Regions from separate parts of the Homo sapiens genome. Here regions 2, 3 and 4 are each linked to region 1. Evidence: chromatin contacts called from ENCODE Hi-C data. All regions are on one chromosome and are shown on one strand. Each heading gives the region's core, a stretch centred on a gene start or an enhancer-like site at or near the end of the contact. The rest is flanking DNA. Distances are from core to core; before and after follow the strand shown.

Region 1 (4,473 bases), core at 511-3,010:
AGTGATCAGGGAAGGTTTCACGAAAGAGAGCTAGGTATTTGGTCTTGAAGGACCAGATGGATTCAGAGGAGCTAAGGGTATTCCAGATGAGGTATGGCATGGAGTGGGTGGGAAATGCCAGGAGAAAAAGAGGACATGGCAGCAAAGAGTGTTTTAGAAAGCAGGCAATCCAGATTTCTAGATGGAAACTCCTAATTATTAAATGCTGAGGTCTGTCAAAGATGAAACTGGAGGCTGGACACACCAAATATCTGTATGACAGAGCTGTACATCTAGACGGTGGACATCTAGCATCCCTGTCTATATGCAAGTCAGCTGGCTGCAAGACCACGTGCTGCTGAAAATCTCACTGTGGTCATGACAGTCCACCCAGTGGCTCAGACCCTGAGATTCTGTTCACACTTCCTACACTCTTCCTTACTCGTCTGTGTTCTTCCAACTCCTCATCTTGCCTAATTCCTCAGGCAGCACCTCATCCTGTAAGTCTTCATTTCCAGGCTTAAGAGATGTCAGCCATCTGTGTCTTTATTGTACAGCCAGCACAAGTGAACACTTGAACACAGGCATCCCTGCATTGTTGTTCTGAACCTTTATGTGTATTAACAACTAATTTCTTGGTGATGACTGACTCATGAGGCAGAGAATGATGTTGAGGGATGAATCCAATTGACACTGGACATGTCTCCGGAGCCAGGACTGAACTGAATTCACAATAAATAATGTAGCCTCGGGGTACCAGAAGGGAATGGATTCACCCTCTGAGAGCTACAAAAGAATTTTAGGAAATTCTCATCTCCCTGGCCCTTCAGACAGTGGTCATTTTCTTGGTCTTCCAAGAGAATGACAAAGTTTCAGAAAGCCTATCTGAGGAAGGTGAAGGGCAGTGAGAGGGTGCACGGGTGGAAAAGCCCTCTCAAGAGTGACGTGGGCCTTCCCCTCGAGCTCCCCAGATGGGGCGTCCCAGATGGCACCAGCGCAATCTTGTTCTCAACCAGGATCCCGGACAAAGACCTAGAGATCCAAGCCGACGGCAGGCCAAGCTCTGGCCCGAGACTGAGGCTTCTGCTTCTCAGGAGATGAGAGTTTAACAATAACTTCGTGGATTTCAAAAAGAAGAAAAAGGTCTCAGGGCACCGGAAAAGGTGTATTCGGGTTGAGGGCGTGGGCTCAGAATCGGGTCTACCTCGTACGGGATGTGAGACTTCAGGCAGACTGCTCGGCCTTTTCAAGGCTTTAAATGGAGCTAAAGGGTATACGACATGACGTTCGCCCGGTGTTTAGGAATATGGGGCGTGACTTTCCAAGCAGGCGGCTGGAGCCAGGGAGACCACAGGCCGCTGCAACACAAACCAGCACCTGAACAAGCTTGGTCAGCCAGCGGTACACCTCCGCCAACCCCAGAAGCCGAACAGATGCGCCCCGAAACGTCATTTCCGCGCGCCAAGGGGCGGGGCCGGTACCGGGTGCGGAAGTCGCTCCAGGGGTCACTGGGAAGTGTAGTTTTCGAGACAGAGGCGCTCAGAAGGAGGGTCACAGTAGGGCCAGGCACTCTTCTCGGGAGCTCCTACGTGTTTTATGCACGTGGTTAAGAAAAAAGAGGGAGAATTCAGGTGCCACAGTGGCCATTCTCCGGTGACCGGAGCGTGTTACTCAGAAACGGATCCGTCAGAGGCCAATGGGAGCTGCCGGCCTTCAGGGCGCGCCTGGTGGCGCCGAGCATCCTGGGAGGTGTGGTCCGGGCGCTGTGCCGAGGATTCGGGGTAGTGTAGTCCTGGCGCCCCGCTGGAGGAGCTCCCCAGCTGGTGGCTGGAGCGACCCCTTGTTCTTTGGTGGCGCTGGTGAGTGAGGCTCCCGCGGGACCCTTGCCGCAGCCGTACCCTTTTCTGCGCGAAAAGGAAGGTCCCGAAAGGCTGGACTATGGGCTGAATTTGGGGACCGTGCGGGTGGCGCGGGGGTGGTGATTGTGGTGGGAACGCGCTGGCGTGGCGCAGGCCGTCCTCTCCCAGATGTCTTATTTTGGGGGTGTGGGCGTGCATCTCCAGGGGAGTTGGGTGAAGCCCATCCGTGAAACTGGATGGTGATGAGTGGGGGATCGGGCTCTCTCTCCTAGGGTTCTTGTGGGTGGGGACAGGTTCGGCTTTGGCTGAAGTCGGGTATTGGGAAAGGGAGTCGCTGATGCCATAAGTCCCCGGTTTTGGGGGAGTTGAATAAATAAGCTTTTTGGGGGAATGGTATTTCCCAGGTGGTGGAATGGGAACCATCCCTGGGGCCATGTGTCCCCGAGGCATTGGTCGGTTGAGGGCTAGTCTCTTGGGGCCACACTATTCTTCGGCTTTGCTGGAGTGGAATGAGGAGCGGTCTGGCTTGACCAAACAAGCCAAGGTTAGACTGGATCTGGGGTGGCCATTTTGCCGCGATCTTAGGGTTTCACTTTGGTTGGTCACCCCCGGGTTCGGGCGTTGGAGGAGGAAGTCTGGCTGGGACGCACAGGACAGGTTTTTTCCAAAGGTCCCAGGGACCGTCATTGATCGCAAGAATTACGGATTCCCAGGCCCCTGGTGTGGCCAGGCTTTGGGATTTTACATTCCATTTAAGTTTTTATTGCGGAGAAATTTCAAACAGCCAGAAGTAGATAGAACTCTATAGACCAGATCTCCATCACCCAGATTCAACACTTAAAACCTTATGACCAATCTTGATTCATCTCAGAATGGACACAGAGAATCCTTGCAATCCAGAGTTCACCGTCACTGCCCTTACTGTGTAAGAGCACGGTCTCCACAGCCACATTTCCTCTAGGCTCTGTCACTTTATAGCTGTGTCACCTTGGGCAAGATGCTGACTTCACTGTACCTCAGTTTCCTCGATTTTATCCTAAAGAGGATAATAGCATCTATCGTATTGGGTTGTTGAAAGGATAGAATGAGGTGAAACTCCTACAGTGGCTGTAACAGTCTCTGGTGTATACTAAGTGTTCAGTGAATATTACCTTTCATTAATAACAGGCACAGAGAAGGTCGCTTCATGCTCAGCGTCAACAGCATATCAGGGCAGGTCGTGCTTTCAACCTGTACCCCAGCTGTGTTCCCAGGAAGCTGCCCGCAGTTCTTTTCTCCTTTTCTTCTGTGGCAGGTTCATTCCTGATGCTGTTAAGGAATAGGAGGTACTGCCCTGCTGGAGAGGATTTCCCTTGATTTTCTTGAACGCTTTTTGTTCTTGTTCTGCCTCCCTGTGGCTCCTGTCTGCCCAGAGAGGACTGCCTGCTGGGGAAAGGGGGTACTCCTGAGCTCCTGACAGCCCAGCTTCAGGTGGGTGCCACTTACCTTTTGCATTTCGAACCATGAGTGGGTTTCTTTTGCTCAGCTTTGACGTCTGTGTTCTACAATGTCCCATCCAGGGATCAGGGCCCCAGCTGGTTCCTTCAGGAAACTAGGCTTGTTTTAAGAGTGATCATTTTCACAGGGAATATTTTTCAGAGCTGATGCTCTCATTCATTACACCTATATTCTTCCCCTACATTCCTTCTTTCAGTATTTGTTCAGACTGCTCATTCCCAGGGCTTGTCAGGTCCTGTGAAGTTGTTAACATTCTGTTCTTCTGTCTTCCAATACTCTCACTTACTCTTTTCCCTGCTAGAGTTTTGGCAGCAAATCCCAGTTATATCATTTCACCTGGGAACACTTCAGGAGGCATCTCTAACACATAAGGACTTCTTTTTTTAACATAACCACAATTTCATTGTTATACAGTTACATTGTTACAATTATATTTTGTTATACCCAACAAAATTAATAACTTATTAATATCATTTAATATCTAGCCCATATTGTTTTCCCCCATTGTTAAAAAAAAAATCTTTTTTTTCCACCAGTCAGAACAGCCCTGGTCAGAGGCAGGAGAGGGAAAAGTATCTGGAAACAGCATCCCAGTTTTCCCTATCTCTGCCTCATTTCTCCTCCTATTTCTTCTGATCTTGCTGATCTGTGTTGACAGCCTTATAACTTGATATAAGCTGGACCTCTGAGTTTTCCTTGCATCCTTGTTTCCAAACTTACTTCCCATTAGAAGTTGTGTCCTCCTGGCCGGGCACAGTGGCTCACACCTGTAATCAGCACTTTGGGGGGCCAGAGCGGGCAGATCACCTGAGGTCAGGAGTTCGAGACCAGCCTGGCCAACATGGTGAAACCCCATCTCTACTAAAAATACAAAAATTAGCCAGGCGTGGTGGCACACACCAATAATCCCAGCTATTCAGGAGGCTGAGGCAGGAGAATCTGTCGCCTGGGCAACAGAGCAAGACTCCACCTCAAAACAAAACAAAAGTTGTATCCTCCTATTCCACCTGTGCATTCTTCTCGATTCCTTTTCTTTCCCTTTGTCTCCATTTCTGCACTGCCCTAGCTTCCTGTCTCTTCTTCACCTTCTTGCCTTGTCTTTCCTCCCATTTAGAGCTGAACTCCTTGAAAGAATTAT
Region 2 (4,200 bases), core at 1,095-3,594, 7.4 Mb after region 1:
ATTAAAATCAGTTATTTGGATGGTCAGTCCACAGCCCCAGAGACATTTAAAAAAACTGCTGGGCCCAATGGTTGCTGTTACTCCCACTCCAATAACCGAGGAAGCCCTACCAACCTGGTGAGGACTAAATTCACCTTTTTTCCCTTGCCCAAATGCCTATGTATGAGGCTTGGGGAATCCTGCCCGAGAAACCATAAAATCTCATCAGATGAGTTTTATTACTCTTATATAATGAGGCTCACTTTCCAACCTGACTCTGGTACAGCATCACATGACAGCAGATGCTGAAGGAAATTATTTTACCCCAAAATATACTTCTTTGACATGTTTTGAAGTGGCTGCCACAGGGGCAACAGATTGAAATGGATAGCCCCGCAAAGCTATCTTTAGTGGGAAAATTTGCATCTGCAGCGAATCTCCATTAATGTAGCCAGACCTCCTTTGTTCTAAGCCTTTCTTAGGTCTGGAAGAGACAGCCAGCCTGACGCGCGGTGGCTCACGCCTGTAATCCCAGCACTTTGGGAGGTAGAGGTGGGTGGATCACCTGAGGTCAGGAAGTCAAGACCAGCCTCAGCAACATGGTGAAACCCCATCTCTACTAAAAATACAAAAATTAGCCAGGCGTGGTGGCGGGCGCCTGTAGTCCCAGCTACTCAGGAGGCTGAGGCAGGAGAACTGCTCAAACCTGGGAGGTGGAGGTTGCAGTGAGCTGAGATCACGCCACTGCACTCTAGCCTGGGCGACAGAGCAAGACTCTCTCTAAAAACAAAAACAAAAACACAAAAACCCAAAAAACTGAAAACAGACATTTACCATCTATTCTGAGAGTTGCCAACTAAGAGGCTTCATCTACATAATAAGAACTTTGATCTACGCAATCCCCTTAACTCTGGCATGCTTCTGATTCCAGTCTTCAGGCAGTAGCTTAAGTCTCTCAACCAACTGTCCACTAAAGAATCCCTAAGTGCCCCCATGAGGTGTAAACCCTTTGGAGATATACCAGCTTTTTGGGAGGAACCCGTGTATATCTTTCTCTTATTGATTTATGATTTTCTTTTTGGAGGCAGGATCTCGCTGTGTTACCCAGGCTAGCGTGCAGTGCAGCCAACATAGCTGGTTACAGCCTCCACCTCCTGGACTCAACTGACTGGGCCTCCCAAGTAGCTGAGGCCACAGGCATGGGACACCACGCCCCGCTAATTTTTTTATTTTTCTAATTTCATGTAGAGACAGGGTCTTGCTGTGCTGCCCAGGCTGCTCTGGAACTCCTGGCCTCCCAAAGTGCTGGGACTACAGGCATGAGCCACACTGCTCAGCCTGATTTATGACTTTACCTGAAATTCCTGTCTCCCTGAATTGTATAAAATTAACCTGCAAGCCTGACCATCTCGGGCACTTTCACAGGACCTCTTGAGGCTGAATAACCTGGGCCACAGTCACTCATACTGACTAGGAATAAACCTTTTTAAATATATTTTGGCAGAACCCGGATTTTGCCGTCATTAGCAAGGCCCCAGGGAAGAGGCCACCTGGGTCCCCACAGCCACCTCACCTCCCGCGGACGCTGCCCCACGCAGATCCCCCCCCCCCCCCACCAAAACACGTCTAGACGTGCCCGTGCGAGGACATTTGGTCCCGGCCTACACTCCTATCCGCGGAAGATCGTCCCAAGGCGGGGTGCTCCCAACCCAAAGCAGCGGCCCTTCCCCAAAACACGCGGGCGAAGTCCTCCCCTGTCCCGCCTCCCACAATAAAGTCTGGAGCATCAGAGTCGGAGGGAACCCGAGTCGGACCTAGCCCATCCGTCTCATGGCTGTAACCCCCACCCCACCAGTGGACCCTGGCTGTGGCCGAGTCCCCCTCCACCTCCGGCCAAAAGACCCCCGTGGCAGCTCGCTAGGCCGCTGGCCCGTCCCCACCCGAGGAGCGGCGACCCTGGCACAAGAGGACCTGGGTTGCTCGGCGCCCCTGTGAAATCCGGGCTGTTCACCGCCCGAGCCGCCACTACACGCAACCGGGAACGGAGACTGAGTGGCGGCCCAGACCCGGGGCGCTCGGCAAGCCGCAGCCCCACCGCCCACTTCAAGGCGCGGCCTGGGTCTCCGCCCCTCCCCAGAACGCGGAGACGCCGGGCCTGGAGGAGCGCGCGCTACGGCCCCAGCAGCGCCCTCACGTCCCAGGCCTTCCCGGCCCTTCTTCCTGCGCCGGAAGGGCGCGCTGCAGAGAGGGACCCGCAGGAGCGCAGCTCACCGGGGCGGCTGAGGGCGAACCGAGGCGGTGAGGTCACCGATGGTGGACCACGCATCTCACGGCTCGCTGACGCCCAGGGATCTGGAACGCTCTGCGCCGCCCGGGACTACACTACCCAGAATCCTCAGCGCGGCCGGGACTACGCTACCCAGCATCCTCGGCGCGGCCCGGAGGCTATGCGACCCTGCGCGTCGCATCCCCTCGGTGGACTACACTCCCCAGAGTCCTCGGGAGTCGTCCAGGTACACGCCCCAGAATATTGGTCATAGCGGTCCACCCGGGACTGCGCGACCCGGAATCCTTGGAAGGACTTCTCGGAAGGACTCCTCTCTGACAGGTGGGGCGAGCCTATGGTCGTTTGGACGTGGAGGGATCCTTTCAGAACCGGCGATTTCTTTTATTTAGGTAGCCCTATACATACATTAAGCATATTTTCCCATTTCTATGATATAGGTAAATAATTTTCCCACTGTCTTTTGATTATGGGTATGTCTTTTTTTTTTCTTTTGTTTCTTTTTTTTGCTATGTAGTACTTTTGATCTCTGATTTTCCTACGGATTTTGTGGTTTTATCATTCACATTTAGATCTCTCAATGGTTTAATTTTTCTCCAGGTACACACTGTAAATATACAATTATTTTTAAAATTTTCTAATATTTTATTAATTTCCCATTAAATTTATTAAAAATATAGTCTTTTACCAAATAATTTAAGGTTTCAGCTACATAATTCAGTATACTCAATTTACATTTGCATTTCAATTTCTAATTGTTCCCCCATTTATCTAATTATGCATCAATGCCAGAATTCTTTCATTATGTAGGGTGTATAATATGCTGATATCTTTTGTGGCTTGCCAAACCACGTAGACTTTATATTTCAGGCCTTTACTAGGTATACTTGCTGTTTGCTTTTTCTCTTTTGGTTTTTAAATTTTTAATTATTCTGGATAAATATTAGTTGTACATATTTATAGGGTACATGTTATGTTTTGATACAGGCATACAGTGTTTAATGGTCAAATGAGGGTGATTGGGGTATCCATCCCCTCAAGCATTTAGCATTTCTTTGTTTTAGGAAGTTTCCAATTCTCTCTTATTTTTAAATATATAGTAAAATTGTTCTTAACTATAGTCACTGTATAGTGCTACCAACTACTAGATCTTATTCATTCTAACTGTATTTTTGTATCGATTAACAAGTCCCTCTTTATCTCCTCTACCCACCATCCTTCCCAGCCTCTGTTAACTATCTCATTCTACTCTCCATCTCCATGAGTTCACGTTTTTAGCCCCACAAATGAGTGAGCACATGTGATATTTGTCATGCTGTGCCTCATTTCGCTTAACATAATGTCCTCCATTTTCATACATGCTATTGAAAATGACAGAATTTCATTCTTTTAATGACTGGCTAATATCCCATTGTGTTAATGTACCACACTTTCCTTATCCATTCATCTGTTGATAGACACTTTGATTCTATATCTTTACTATTTTGGATAGTGCTGTAGTAAACATGAGAGTGCAGATATATCCTTGAAATACTGATTTCCTTTCTTTTGGATATATACTCAGCAGTGGGATTGCGGGATCATGTATATATTTATTAATTCTTTTGAGGAACCTCCATACTGCTCTCCATAGTGGTTGTACTAATTTACATTCCTAACAACAGTGTATGAGGGTGTATCCACACCCTCACCAGTATTCACTATTGCCTGTCTCTTGAATAAAAGCTATCTTGACTGGGGTGACATTATATCTCATTGCGGTTTTGATTTACATTTCTCTGATGATTAGTGGCATTGAGCATTTTTTTTCATACACTTGTTGGCCGTTCATATATCTTATTTTGAGAGATGCCTATTCAGATCTTTTCTCCATTTAAAATATCAGATTGTCTTTTTCCTATTGAGTTGTTTTAGCTCCTTATATATATTCTGGCAAT
Region 3 (3,991 bases), core at 886-3,385, 5.1 Mb before region 1:
GCGGCCCCTGGATCCTAATTCAGACCAGCCTGCCTCTGGCAATAGGAAAGTCATTTGTTCCTGCGAGCCCGTATCATAATCTGGCACAACTGGAGGTTAGAACAATCCTTAAAACTCTTTGGCTGTGGGATTCTAGTTTGCCATCTTAATTTATACATTCTATTTCGGCGCTGATTCTCCAGCCCTTTCCCTTTTAAGTGATCCTAATTAGAAAACACACAGGAGGATCCTTCCAGGATTTAAAAGCTGCTGGGATCCCCTCTTTGATCTCCCATCTGAAATACGGACGGTTATTGTTTCGCGTTTCCCCCCACTCCCCCCGACCCGCACTCCAGTGACAATTATTGGCATTTTAGAGCCTAGAGATAGAAATAAGATGTCTGACAGGCCCGGCTGCCTAAAAATCCAAAGCAAGCACCCCTCCAAACATCTCCCCTCCTCCCTCGCACCGTTCCCCACCCAAAAAAAAATAATGAAAAGGAAAAAATATAGCAGACTCTATAAACAGCTGCCAATTTATTAATAAGATGCTGGAGTTAGTTAGAATTTTAAAGATGCTTCAGGCATCTTTAAGGAGGCAGCAAGCCCTTCCTCTCCCGGGCACAAATAAGCCCAACCAGCAGACCCTACCTTAACTACCGCTATTTAAATTCTGCAAAGTACCGCGGTGACCGGAGGAACCTTCGCAAAGGCGCAAGGGTTTGCCTTAATTTGGTTAATACTTGGTTGAGATGCCTTGCGAGAACTCGAAAGCAGTTGAATTAAGAATCTTAAATCTTTCTAGGACGCGGAGAAGGAAGGTAGGAAATTGGGGAGGGGGAAAGGGAGGCGTGCCGTCAAGAAAGAGTTGATTATTTATTTAATTTCATTCACCAAGGGAGAATTCGGAGGCTCCATCCCGGAGGCACTGGGGTCCGGGACGCGGGAAAGGCTTGGAAATGTGCGACGCGGCTGTGTGCGAACGCGTGGACTAGGTCTTGGCTCGCTGGGAGGGAAGGGCTGGGCCGGCGCTGGGGAGGAGGAAGGGAGGGAACGGGTAGGAGGAGGGGAAGCGCAGTATAAAAGTCCCGGCCGGACTGAGCGTCCGCTACTCCGAGTCACTTCGGTAAGGCGGGAGCCCGAGCAAGGTCAAGGAGGGAAGTGCGCGGTGCCACGGACCGACACAGTTCGCTCTAGCATCTGACGCTCGGACTCCGCGCCCTCAGCCGGATCCCAGAGCCCTTCCATTCGCCAACCGCCCACTGCAAGGCATGAGCCGCACGCGGGAGCCCGAGGCTGCAGCGCGGTCATGAGGCGGTGGCCCGGGATCGACAGCTGCGCGACGCCAGCCCCCAAATCCCCTCTGGGCGCGGCACCCCCGGGATGAGCCCCCCACAGAGGCAAGCCCACTAGAGCTGAGATTCACTCCGAGTTCCTGAGCGCCTGAGCCGCGGGCACTGCGTCTCTGCAGCTTCCAGCCAACACCTGCGCCCGTGACCAGACGAACGCCTAGAGAGTCGGACTCCCCTCCCTTCCCAGGCTCTACGGGGCGCCGCGGATCCGCGAACAGCCGTGCCCGGCTAGCGGGCGGCCCAGCAAGTGTCAAGACCCTTCGGAACGACACTTTGGCACTCCTCCTCTCCCCCGACTGCTTCAGGCAGGGGTCGCAGGCAGACGCATGGCTTGTCCGGCGCCCCCTCCGTTTTCCATCACTGCAACTCCAGCTCCAGTTTGCCAATAAAGGTTTCTAAAGCAGCCCAGGCACCACCCCACCCACCCACAGCCCCGAGCCTCAGTGTGCACAAGGGCTCTACCCGCGCCCGTCACAGCGACCTCGGCAGCGGGCACTTGGTACAGCCCGGCAGGCTGACGCTGCCGCCGAGGGCGCCCCGGCTACCGCCAAACCGTGACAACCTCGGTGTGCCCGGGGCCCCCATCTGGAACCGGCCCTCCCCGGGACTCCGAGTGCGGGGCGGCGCGGCAGGCGGCCCCGAGGAGCGCGGAGAGTAGTGGAGGTGGCTTGCCGGGTGAGTGGCTCGGGGCGGCGAGGGCGGGGGCGCCAAGCGTGGAGGTAACTCCCGGCCGCAGCTGAAGCCCTCCTACTCCTCCTCCTCCTCCTCCTCCTCCTCCTCCTCCTCCTCCTCCTTCTCCTTCTCCTCCTCCTCCTCCCCGCGCTTCTCTGGCGGCCGCTCCCGCTCCAGCTGCGGCGCCGCGGCCACATCTGGGGCGCCCATGTGCGCTCGGGGGCTCGGCTGCGCCCGCCCCGCCGCCGACCCCGCAGCCCCCTGCCAGCAGGGTGGCCTCCGGCCCGGCCCGGGTCCCGGGCTGTCCCGGGACCCAGTCTCCGTCTCCGCCGCCGCCGCCGCCAGGCAGCGCCGGGGCTTGCTCCGCAGCCGGCTTGGACACCCCCGGCCTCGCGGTGGCTCCGCCGTGGTGCGGCGGCGGCGGCGGCGGCGGCGCCGGCAGCTCCTGCTCCCCCGGCCCCGCACACCCCGCCGCGCCCAGCGCCAGCCCCGCGGGCCCGGGAAGCGGAGCCCTGGCGGGAGCCGAGGCGGGAGCCGCGCTGCCGGGCTCCCGGGCTCCTACTCCTCCTCCCCCGGCGTCACCGCCGCCGCCGCCGGCCGCCGCGCCGGGTCCTAAAGCCGCGCGTCTCAAAAGGATGGTGCGCCTGGCGGCCGAGCTGCTGCTGCTGCTGGGGCTGCTGCTGCTCACGCTGCACATCACCGTGCTGCGCGGCTCGGGAGCCGCCGACGGGCCCGACGCGGCCGCGGGCAACGCCAGCCAAGCCCAGCTGCAGGTGAGTGCGCCGCCGGAGAGGGCCGTGCGCGGCTGCGGGGACGGTTTGTGGGGCGGGGGTGCTGAGCTAGTGCCGGGTGGATGCAGGGAGGCAGGTCCCCTGCCCCACCTAAGAGCAACTGTTTTGGCAGTAGTTTTGCCCGGGCCACTTGACTTAGGCAGAGGCGGAGCGGGGGCACGTGCCTGGAGGCTGCACCCGGCTTCCAGGTCTGCGGGCTGCGCTCCTTCAGTTCTGTCTGTCACGGGTCAGGTGCGGGGTTGGTGGGGAGGTGGGAAGGAGCGAGGTTTGGGATGAGCAGAGGAAGTGTGGAGAATGTGCTTGCTTGGGGGTGCTACCAGTCTTTCGTTGCCCTTCGGAGGCTGAGTAATGTTACTCGAGGCTGGAGGGACGCAAGGAGACTTTATAGGATGATATCCCTGAAGTCTTTGGGAGAAAGAACTCCGGGAGTCTACCCCTTTAGGAAGCAATGCCAAAGGTCAGGACATAATTTCCCAAGGAGAATAGCCAGGCATCCCCTCCTCACCCTCAGGGTTCCCTTGCTTCCAGTGTTCCTCTTCCTCCGGGAGCCTCGCCTGAGGTTCCCCCCTCCCCCCTTGTGCCCCCTTGGTCATGGGGAAGGTGCAGAGTGAAGGCACCGGTAGTGATTTGGGCCAGGGTTACCTGGGGCTTTTAAACTTGTAGCAAAGTCTTTCTCCCAAGGATCTTCCCCGTTGAAGGTCGCTTTAGCAATGGGATTCTGTTTATCCATTTCAACTTCAGGGCAAGGAGAGGGCGTAGTGGACGGTCAGACATAATGTGAGTTCTGACTTAGGAATAGAATTGCCCAGCTAGGCATTTCCTGCCGCTATGTTAGCGCCTTTCCTTGAGTCTAGGGGTGGGACAACTGTAAACTTGGAGCATAGGCAAAAGCAAGCAGGGATTTTCCCAGGAGGCAGAGGGGATTCTCTGGCTCCTAAAATCTGCTCAAACCAGGCGCGGTGGCTCACGCCTGTGATCCCAGCACTTTAGCAGGCAGAGGCGGGTGGATCACCTCAGGCCAGGTGTTGGAGACTATCCTGGCCGACATGGTGAAACCCCGTCTCTACTAAAAATACAAAAATTAGCTGGGCGTGGTGGCGCACGCCTGTAGTCCCAGTTACTCGGGAGGCTGAGGCAGGAGAATTGCTTGAACCCGGGAGGTTGTAGTGAGCTGAGATCGCGCCACTGCACTCCAGC
Region 4 (3,984 bases), core at 341-2,840, 7.3 Mb after region 1:
GGGAGAGCTGTGATTCATATTCAAATGTCTGATTTTAAAGCCCAAACTCTGGGCCTACAGCAAGAATTGGCCTAAAGCAATAATTTAATTGAAATGCACAGGACTCAGCTTACTAATAACACACAGGTAAATATGTAACATCTGCAGCGAGAGATACTGGAGGCAATATGGCACAGGGTGGCACCCCTGAGGTGGAGGCCAACAAGTTAAAAGTGTGGAATGCCTCAGTAAAGTCATGAAGACAGACTTTAAAAATGTCTACTGATTCCGGCATTTTGGGAATGCCTAGTGATCCAGCAAGTCTATTTCAGTCTAGCGGTGAAGATAAAGCGACATTACGATGGATTTAGTAATAAATAGGAGGTAGAGACAAGGAGATAACGGGTATAGATTTCTCCGGGAAAACATGGCTGTCAAGAGAGACAGGCAACATCTACAGCAGGAAGAATAGCCCAAAGGGAGGCATCCTTTTTACAGCTTTTTTAAAACTATAGGGCAAACATGAATATGCGGCAGGAGTGGAATGCAGCTAAAAAGAAAACGGATGAGGTAGTGGAAGATCCAGGGACACAAAAACTAACTGATGAAGCATGAAGAGGACGGGGCGCTCAGGTTTGGATGAATTAGCTTTTGAAAGTGAGTTTTCCACATCTGATAAATCCTTCCCTTTCCCCTTGAAGCTGAAGGTAGAGAAAGGGAAGCCGGGGTGGACTGGGGCTGGAACACGGGAAGGTCTGAAAGCGCCTCCGCGCGTGTAGAGGGGCAGTGCCGCGGAGGAGCGCCTCAGGAAGGGCATGCCCTCGCAGCACGGGCTTTTGCTGTGTCACGTGTCAGAAAGCCACGGTGACCACCACCCCGCCAGGGAGGCCAGAAGAAGTTCTGCGGCGACAATTCTCTAAAGCAGGGCTTAAGTCCAGGCTCGGTACTGACAGCCGTGTCCCTTCTTGGGTCAACACTGGGGCTAACTCTACCATGTCTCCTCCCAGCAACCCCGAAAGTCGCATGGGGGACACGACCCTCTGTCGAGCTCCACACCGACAGTCTGACCGGGGGCGGGACCAGCGCCTGGTCTCGCGGCTTTGCTGTCGCCTCCCGCGCCCACGGGCACCTCCGCCACCGTGGCAGCCGTCACGGAGCCCTTCCGCGTCCCGAGCGCCAAGGCACCTGCGAGCAGCCGCTCCAGGGCTCGAGATTGGGTGACAAGCGGCCGCCAGGCCAGGGAAAGCAGACCCGCAGGGCCCGCGCGCCTCCAGCCACCTCCGCACCCGCACGCTCCACAGGTTTCAACCAGCAAGAGCGGCCCGCGGCGCCGGGGTGGAAGTGGGGTCAAGGGGAGGTGAGCGTGCAGGACGGGGCGGGGCGCACTGACCCCGCCCAGAGGAGCGCCATGGGTGGGGACGTTACCTCCAACATGCCTCTCCTGCTCGCCCCGGCCGTGTCGATGAGAGTGTTGTCCAAGTCAAAGAAAACCGCCCGCACGCGGCTCAGCCCCATAGCGCCGGCCGCTGGCGCGAACCGTAGCCTTGCCACCGCCGCCTGCGCATGCGCAAGGCGGACTGCCCAGAGAGACGTGGGAGGAGCCGCGAAGTCACCAGACCATCTCCCGGCGCGGGTGGAATTCCCGCGATCTGTCTCATTCCCTGCGCCGCCGAGAAAAGTGAGATCCCGCGAGACTCCCAGGGTATGGTCTCTCAAGAGCCCTGGAAACGTGTGTCGGCGCCGCCGGATGCGGCGACTTCTCAGTGGCTGTGGCTGGCGTTGGTCCGAAGCGTGGTGTTCTTCCCTGGTGTCTTTCTGCTTATCTCTTTCCTCCCTGGGCCCTCCGGCGCGAGGGACCGTCATCACCTCCCCGAGAGAGGTTGTCCGCGCTGCCAGGCGCTGGGCAGCAGGCTCTCCGGGTGGCCGGGCGGGCGGCGCGGAGACGTCGGCGGGCCTGATGTCTGCCTTGAGCGCCCGCGGTCCTAGCCTGCCTGTACGCGCAGGTCACTGTAGGTGATCTGGGGACGGGGGAAGGTGGAGCCTGCGCCTTCCCGCCTCGCGCCATTTGCGGCCTTCGCCGGGGTGGAATCCCTGTCTGCCTGGGCCCGCGCCAGCACGTTTCTGAAGGATGTGACTTGGGTCTCTTACAACCCGTTTAGTACCTGTGCCCTAAGACGGAGGGGCTGTGTAGTGGCTGCCCCATGTTTTGCCCTTCCTGATTGTTTTCCTGAAACCTTGCGTTCTCAGGTCTTTGGATGCCTTTTACTCGGTTGTTTTCAGGCATAGCAAGAGGTTGAGGGACGTCGACCGCCTTTTAAACCCGCGGAAGGGCTGTAGCAACTCTTGTCTCCTAGTGCTGGCAGAACGGGGATCGTAACACTAATCTCTAATCTTTGTCTCTCTTGGGTACCTTTACTGTAATTTGGATATGTGGTCATCATTAGTGACCAGAAATTGACTGTCAGGTACAGGCCAATTACCTGATTTTGTTTAGCCAGTGAGCTAAGTGGTTTTTTTTATTTTTTAATTTATTTTTATTTTTATTTTCGAGATGGAGTCTTGCTCTGTCACCCAGTCTGGCGTGTAGTGGCACGATCTTGGCTCACTGCAACCTCCGCCTCCCGGGTTCAAGCAATTCTCCGGCTTCAGCCTCCTGAGTAGCTGGGATTACAGGCGCATGCCACCACCCCCCGGCTAATTTTTGTATTTTTAGTAGAGACGGAGTTTCACCATGTTGGCCAGGCTGGTTCTCGAACTCCTGACTTCGTGATCCACCCGTCTTGGCCTCCCAAAGAGCTGGGATTACAGGCGTGAGCCACCGCGCCTGGCTAAGGGTGATTTTTACATTTGTAAATGGATTTAAAAAATCAAAATAACAGTGTTTTGTTACACATGAAAATCAAGAAATTTTAGTGCCCATAGTTGCATTAGAACACAGCGCACACATTCATTTCTGTATCGTCTGTGGCTGCTGTTGCCATACAGAAGCAGACAGAGTTGAGTAATTGTAAGCGAGACCACGTGGCTGGAAATCCTAAAATATTCATTATTTAGCTCTTTAGAGAAAAAAATTGCCAGTCTCTCACCTCGCTGGTGGAACTCCTTAACAGACCACTGATGTTCAGTAGGTTAGATTAATTGGTTTATCTTTATATTAATAGGAGTTTCTTCTGCAGCGTTAGACTACCTACAGTTTCTATATTTTATGGAGCACAATCACAGTTGACATCTCATTGCTATGGTGGAGAATAAACCCATAGGCATTCCTCAAAACCATGACTCCTTTCTGTGCTTACCTCATTGACGTATAGGGCTAGCCTATCAATTGTGGACATTTAGATTAGCAATCAGCCAAAATTATGGTGAATTAATTGGAGTTACTTTTAATTGCCTGAAATGTCAGAATCAATTTAGCATAAAACTATAGGCACAGGAAGCTTATAGGATTGGAGCAGCTTTTTTTTTTTTTTTCTGACTTGCATGCAGAGTTTGTTGTTTGCTGATTTAGGCAAAAATCTAAGGTTAGATGAGGCATAGCAGTCTGTATAATCCTTTTAAGGGGATGCGTTGTTTGATAGATTTCCTTTTGTGACAAGTCGTCTAATGGCATTCCATGACCTGTCCAACTTTGTGTAGAGCACCCTATTCTGTTGCTGTTCATAAAAATCTGAATCTGTTGTCCCACACATAGCACCAATTGAAAATAAAAAACAGGAGAGGGAGGATTAAAATTGGCCTATACCGCCTCCTCCAATTGCAGAAACATCGGTGCTGCCTCCTTCGGTAGTAGAAATAGAAACCCCAACACAAAGAATTTTACGCTCTGCTGTCATAGCTGGAGAGCCCTTAGGACCTTGCGCTTTTCCTGTTTCCATAAGGCCTGATCCAAATAATCCATAGTAGGTAATTCATGAACACACTCCACAGGAATTTAAGTTGTTGAAGGAATTAAAAACTAGTGTGGTCAATAATGGAGTACAAAGCCCATGGTTCCCAGAGGAAGGA

The links. Hi-C counts contacts between places; a loop is a spot of excess contacts on that map. Pooled maps may share reads with other maps.
Region 2: a loop to region 1 is called in a map of CD4-positive, alpha-beta T cell, with 19 times the contacts of the local background. The contact joins the promoter of ZNF337 here to the promoter of ZNF133 in region 1. A Hi-C loop is called at or near these places in 1 of 168 maps with a recorded cell type or tissue (CD4-positive, alpha-beta T cell) and 8 of 50 pooled maps.
Region 3: a map of CD4-positive, alpha-beta memory T cell shows a loop between it and region 1 (10-fold over the local background). The contact joins the promoter of ISM1 here to the promoter of ZNF133 in region 1. A Hi-C loop is called at or near these places in 2 of 168 maps with a recorded cell type or tissue (CD4-positive, alpha-beta memory T cell and naive thymus-derived CD4-positive, alpha-beta T cell) and 7 of 50 pooled maps.
Region 4: a pooled map shows a loop between it and region 1 (18-fold over the local background). The contact joins the promoter of ZNF337-AS1 here to the promoter of ZNF133 in region 1. A Hi-C loop is called at or near these places in 4 of 50 pooled maps.

The regions. Positions count from the first base shown.
Region 1 is chr20:18,286,767-18,291,239 of GRCh38, forward strand. ZNF133 (zinc finger protein 133) reads left to right here and starts at 1,761. Exons shown (of 7, transcript NM_001352452.2): 1 at 1,761-1,838. RefSeq lists enhancers at 1,334-1,383, 1,463-2,368, 1,474-1,813, 2,374-2,493.
Region 2 is chr20:25,694,509-25,698,708 of GRCh38, forward strand. It overlaps ZNF337 (zinc finger protein 337), which reads right to left and starts at 2,345. Exons shown (of 5, transcript NM_015655.4): 1 at 2,251-2,345. It overlaps LOC107985400 (a long non-coding RNA gene), which reads left to right and starts at 2,533. Exons shown (of 2, transcript XR_007067557.1): 1 at 2,533-2,655. RefSeq lists an enhancer at 1,749-1,858.
Region 3 is chr20:13,219,139-13,223,129 of GRCh38, forward strand. It overlaps ISM1 (isthmin 1), which reads left to right and starts at 2,136. Exons shown (of 6, transcript NM_080826.2): 1 at 2,136-2,776. The coding sequence starts at 2,639. It also overlaps a transcript of TASP1 not described here. RefSeq lists silencers at 1,919-2,038, 2,498-2,567.
Region 4 is chr20:25,622,455-25,626,438 of GRCh38, forward strand. ZNF337-AS1 (ZNF337 antisense RNA 1) reads left to right here and starts at 1,591. Exons shown (of 4, transcript NR_126465.1): 1 at 1,591-1,681. It overlaps NANP (N-acetylneuraminic acid phosphatase), which reads right to left and starts at 1,560. Exons shown (of 2, transcript NM_152667.3): 1 at 1,405-1,560. The coding sequence starts at 1,494. RefSeq lists enhancers at 833-1,508, 1,480-1,649 and a silencer at 1,250-1,309.